2 separate regions of the Mus musculus genome follow, and region 1 is linked to region 2. A link is a contact called in ENCODE Hi-C or POLR2A ChIA-PET data. All regions are on one chromosome and are shown on one strand. The core of a region is the stretch at or near the end of the contact, and the rest is flanking DNA. Distances in the headings are between cores, read along the strand shown. Region 1 holds the start of Nacc2 (nucleus accumbens associated 2, BEN and BTB (POZ) domain containing). Region 2 holds the start of Ubac1 (ubiquitin associated domain containing 1).

Region 1 (2,700 bases), core at 193-2,692, 71 kb after region 2:
ACTGTGCAGCTTTCCCTGAGAAGCCCCAGAGCAGGGAGGGCTTTAGTTTCAGGTCTGTTTTTCCTCTTTGCCCACTGAGCAGCCTGCGGAGGGCACTCTGAGGAACTGCAGAGCAGCGTCCCCTCTCAGAGCCCTTGCTCGGCTTCAAGCTTCCTCTGCCGGATAAGGAGGAACAAGGAAGGTGGACAAGGGGGAACTCAGTGGGCTCCTTCCTCCACTCTTTTCTTGGGGACAGACCTCTATTTGTCGGGTGGAAGGGCTCCGGGTACACTCTGTGTTTCCTGGCAGCTCCAGGCGCCCCAAACCCAGACCCTGGTCCTGAGCACCCTCAGGGATGCAAAAGGAGTTGGTGCTTGTCGCAGAGCAGCCTCCCGCCCCGTGCGCCCTCCCTCCGCCCCACTTCCAAAACCGGCCAATCCCAGCTGGCTTGGTCCCAGCCCAGGTAAGTAGAAGGGTCTCAGGACTAAGCCCGCCAGGGGGCAGGGGTAGAGGGCAGGTCGCCACTGTTTATCAGCATAGGACTCTGCTGATGGCGGGGGAGTTGGAGGGGGGGGGCGGTGACCGGAGAAGGCGCAGGCCCTGGCCCAACTCTGCAGAGCCGCACAAAGGGCCGCTGTGTCCCGCGGGAGGAAAGTGCGGGCGGCCGCAGAGGCGCCGGGTGGCTGTAGAGGAGGACGGAGCCACCCTGCGCCAGGAGTTGGGCAGGTGGGCGCAGCTCCGGGGCGTCCCGCAGTGCCCCCGCTACTGAGAAGTTGTTGGGCTGGCCGGCAGACAGGAACCGGAGAGGAAAGACCTACCTTCAGCGGCTGTGGCCGGCGGCAGACACTGCCCACTCAGCCTGGCAGCAGGCTCCCGCACACCGGCCCGCCAGCTGCTCGGGGAATGCAGCAAGGAACCCTGAGGTGGGGAGGGCGTGAGGAGCCCTGCAGGAGGGGTGGGGGTGGCAGAGAGCTGGGCGCTGGGCTCAGCGGCCGCAGCTCAGCTGCACCCAGGCCGGCTCTCCCGGGCAGCGCGCAGCATCTCAATGAAGCAGCCGGATGCAGACGAACATCCAGGCAGCTCTCGGGAATGAATAGCCGCCTTTGATTTGGGAGCTGAAGTAAATGCCAGCTCCCAGCCCCAGCTTTAAAAACAGTGGCGCGTTGGTGCCAGAGGAATGCACGGCTCCGGGTGTTGGTGCAAGACAGACTTTTGATGACTCACTGCAATGCAAACAAAGATGGCAGAAATACTGTACTGTACGTGGAGAAATGCTTCGTGGTGCCACGGCAACTGAGACAGCTTGGAAATTTATAGTGCAGTTTTGCATATGAATTACCCAGTAAACTGCCTCCCTGCCATCCTGTACAGACCCAGTGTCAAAGCATTTAAACTATTCCAAACAGTCTGCAGAGCTGGCAACGCATAGAACTTAACTCTTCCTGGGTAGCAAGAGACTGGGCAGGAGGCAGGGCACGGGGCTAGGGGATGGGGAAGGGGGCAAGCACAGTCAGGAGATGGGGAATAGGAAAAAGGGTGCCAAAGGGGTCCTAAAGAGGCACAGATTGGGAAGGGGTTAGGACCCTGGAGCTATCTCCCCCACTTTGCCTCAGAGCCTCAGAGCCAAACACTCTGCTGGGCCACAGGCTCCTTAACAGTCAGACTTGTGGGTCCAGAACGCTACCTCTACCTCACTCCATCTTCTCGTATCTGACTGGCTCTTTAAGAAAGGAGGAACTTTATCGCCAGGCAGACCCCTGTAAGGTTAAGGGTACCTGCTCCTTCAGCTCCCTGAAACAGTTCTTGCAAATAGAGACCAGCTATGCAACTAAGTAAGGTGTCTCCTGTGCCCTTTACGGGTCTTTTTCTGGGACGGGCCAGTCATGTTCTGCTTGGGCAAAGGGTAGGCTTCTTCCAGGCTCACAGCATTTGCTTAATTGCAAGGGCCTTAGGGAGAGCTATTGGGCAGCCTGCCTCAGTTTCTCTCACTGTCACTAACCATGCTTCCAGAAAGAACATATTCTACCTGCAAGAAAGGAAAGGGTCAAGGGTGGCAATGGAGATGTCTACTGAGAAGCAATACTATCAAGGTGACGCAGGCTCAGCAGGCGGTAGTATTAATGGTCCTGCATTCCCAGTGTACCCTCCAAGACACCAAGAGAACAACAAAATGGAGCCATCTGGCACCTCCTTATTTACACATTGTGGGCTCCCATGAACAGGGATTGGGGGGGGGGGGAGTCCAGGTGTGGAAGCTGCCAGCAAGCCCAGCCTGTAGAACCCTCCAAGCCTTTGTCGTCCTTGCCTCCTTAAAGGAGGTAATGAGAACCCTCAGGGTGGCTGGCCATGAGGTTCTCTGGGACCTGAAGATTACAAACAAGTGCTCAGTCTGGCTGAAAGGAGGTTCTGCACAAGGCCAGGAGACTCAGGGCTTGTCAGGGTCACCTCTGGGCCATACCCTATCCAGGACAGTCCCTCCGCCTCCTTTCCCCCCCCCCCCACACACACTTAGTGGCTGCTTCTTTCCAGAAATTGTACAGGTAGGACTCACAAGCCCATCTTGGGCAAGACAAGGTGTGCTCAGGGCTGTATGGGATGCTAGCTAAATGCTGAGCCTGGCTAGAGAGCAACTGTGCTACTCAGAGATGTAGGGCACGAAAGAGACAAAAAGGCTCCATTCCCAGGTGGACAGCACCCACCATAGAGATGCTTTCTGCTCAG
Region 2 (2,700 bases), core at 6-2,505:
TGCTGAACTTTAACACAACCTACTGCTGTAGATCCCTAACTTTCCGAAGAGTCCCCTCTAAAAAGCTATCTGGCACTAATCTTGTCTGGCATGGTGCTTCCATAGGCTACCAGTGTCTAACAGACATCTGTTTCATCTTCAACTGGGAGCAGTTAGAGCCAGGAAGGCTTCAAGAACTAATTCCAAGACTTAACTAAAACTAAAAGGCTAACTATAGTACAACGTTCACTGAATGTAAGTAAACTTAACAAATGCCACTTGCTGGCAGGAGACAGTCATCCTGGACCTTCCCACTCAATCAACTGTTGCCCCAATAGAAAGTAGAAGCCAAGGAACTTGTCCCACAGTGACACTATTTTAAGTGACTACTGCTAAGTGTCAAGTCCCGGCCATGGGCTCCTAGCAGCTGGCTCCTCAGGCAAGGAGCCAGTCCTCTTATAATGGGATCTAGTTACTTCCAGCTTCTGGAGGAAACTAAAAGCTCATCCCAACAGCAGGCAAGCCCCAAGGCTAGAAAACCATGATCCCTTGCCTTTGCCTCTCCCAGTCTCTGTTCACTCTCGCCTTCACCTCCCTAGCACGTTGCAGAAATTAAATAAAGCTCGCTCAACAGCGGGGGCCAGATGCTCTTCTCTGAGCACTAGGTTTGTGATTGGAGGAGCGGAAGGCGCTGCCCAGGCCCGGAGGAGCGAAGGCTGGGAGCAGCGGGCTGCACGGCAGGGACTGGGGACCGGTCCAGGAAGAAGCGAAAATCTGGCGTCTAGGTAGAGATAGGAGTGTCGGGGCAACCAGAAGGCTGGGGACTGGGGCGGAGTCTGGGACATAAGTCTAGGTTTCTGGTTTTCAGAACGGAGGCAGAGGTGGAACTGGGTCGTAAGGAGCTCGGCCTTACATGTTTGAGGCAACTCTCCTTGAGCTTCTCCACCGATGTGTCCTCGGTCGCCTCCTCCAGCCACTCGGCGCCGTCGGCTGCGCAGATGTGCAGCCGAAGCACCTTGCCCGCGAAGATCTTCTCCTCCTGCACGAACATCGCGCCGCCGCCCGGGCCTGCACCCGCCGCCCGAACCAGTGAAGGTCACTGAGGCTGGCGGGAGGACCAGGGGCGGGGCCGGGCCGCCGTGCGCTCCTTCGCTGGCCGCCGCCGCCCCGCCCCGGCTCCTGTCAGCTCCGCCGCCCGTCACTGAAGGGGCAGGAGCTGTACCCTTGCTGCCACTGCCCGTGTCGCCGTAGCCGCCCGGAGCGCGCGGTCGCAGCCGCGCCGGAAGTGCGTAATGAGCGCCCGTGGGTATGCCGGGAAATGTGGTTTTTTTTTGGCAGGCATTCTGCTGTTGCCCACCCCACCCCCCGCACCCCCCGCCCGCACCGCGCCGGAAATAGGTAAAGTGCACCAAGGCACGCCGGGAGTTGTCGTTCCCAGGCAGGCTCACGGCCCCCTTACCAAAAATTAATGTGTGAGGTGGGTCAGATGCATACCGGGAGTTGTAGTTCTCCATATACCTCATTCCTTCAGCACCTCCCAGCCTTGTTACCTGATTTGCTGGTCTGTTGGAATTGAAAAGGGCTCCGGAGTCAAGTACACAAGATAATACGTCTGGGTCAGGGCACTAGAAATGTGTCACAGTTGTAAGTGCTTGTATGCCATGCACAAAGCCCTGGGTTTGCTCCTCGGCGCAGCATACGCCTGGCACAGGTTTATAATCCTGAACGTTTAGGCAGAACCAGAAGGTCAAACAGGTCATCCTTGACTACATAATGAGTTCAGAACCACTCTGGAATACAAGCCTGCATAAAACACATACAAATGCGCGTGCGTACACACACACACACACACACACACACACACACACACACACACACACACGCATGCGCGCACACACTCACACATACGGGATGGGGGGCCCTGGCTCGGTGGTTAGGATTACTTTCTACTCTTGCTGAGGATCCTGTGTTTCTCAGAACCCACAATGGTGCTTCAGAATTATCTTGAAGATCAGACACACTGTTGATACATATATGTAAGCACAATACTTACAAAATAAATCTTTTTAAGCTAAAAAAAAACAAATAAAAAATAAATAATATCATAATTATTAGTGATCCAGGAATGGTGGTGTGGAGGTAGGAGGAACAGTTCAAGTTCATAGTCATCTTTGACAAGATCCATGAGCTCTTGCCACAGATCTGTGTCTTGGCAGATGGTACAGAACTAAGCAATAAGGGTTGTGAGGAGTGGGTCTGAGGCCCCTCCAGCTGGTCTTCAAGTTCCCCAGGCCTCTCCCCAACAAACCCCTTGCTCTTTGTCCAAAGCCTAGGCTACTAAGCCCCAGTCTTCAGAGGCCTAATGTCCTCTTTCTCTTGGAAGCCTGTCATGGTGCCACCTAGGGCATAATAAGAATGTTTGCAAGTATTTCCACATAGCCCATTCAGCATCCTACCACTGGATATACTGAAAGAAGTACCCAGAGGGACACGGGACAAGTCCCTTCCATATGCTTGATCTGGCTCTCCAGGATTCCCAAGAGTGAAGTGAGCAGAAGGAATTGTGGAGACAGTGATCTTTGCAATGTGTGTATGAGGTCCCTTTGGAGCTGGAGACAACAGATCCTCTCCTCCAAAACCTCCAGGCTTCTATGTGAACACAGAGATACCCCTCAGAGCACTATGAGGAAGGATAGGCTGCCCAGCCTCCCAGGTCAGCCT

What was found. Hi-C counts contacts between places; a loop is a spot of excess contacts on that map. ChIA-PET counts read pairs that join two places held with the same protein, here RNA polymerase II (POLR2A).
Region 1: POLR2A ChIA-PET joins it to region 2 with 12 read pairs in Patski. The contact joins the promoter of Nacc2 here to the promoter of Ubac1 in region 2. A Hi-C loop is called at or near these places in 1 of 37 maps with a recorded cell type or tissue (mouse embryonic stem cell). POLR2A ChIA-PET finds 5 or more read pairs at or near these places in 1 of 5 experiments (Patski).

The regions. Positions count from the first base shown.
Region 1 is chr2:26,090,954-26,093,653 of GRCm38, forward strand. It overlaps Nacc2 (nucleus accumbens associated 2, BEN and BTB (POZ) domain containing), which reads right to left and starts at 1,443. Exons shown (of 6, transcript NM_001037098.1): 1 at 798-1,443.
Region 2 is chr2:26,020,505-26,023,204 of GRCm38, forward strand. It overlaps Ubac1 (ubiquitin associated domain containing 1), which reads right to left and starts at 1,256. Exons shown (of 10, transcript NM_133835.2): 1 at 893-1,256. The coding sequence starts at 1,030.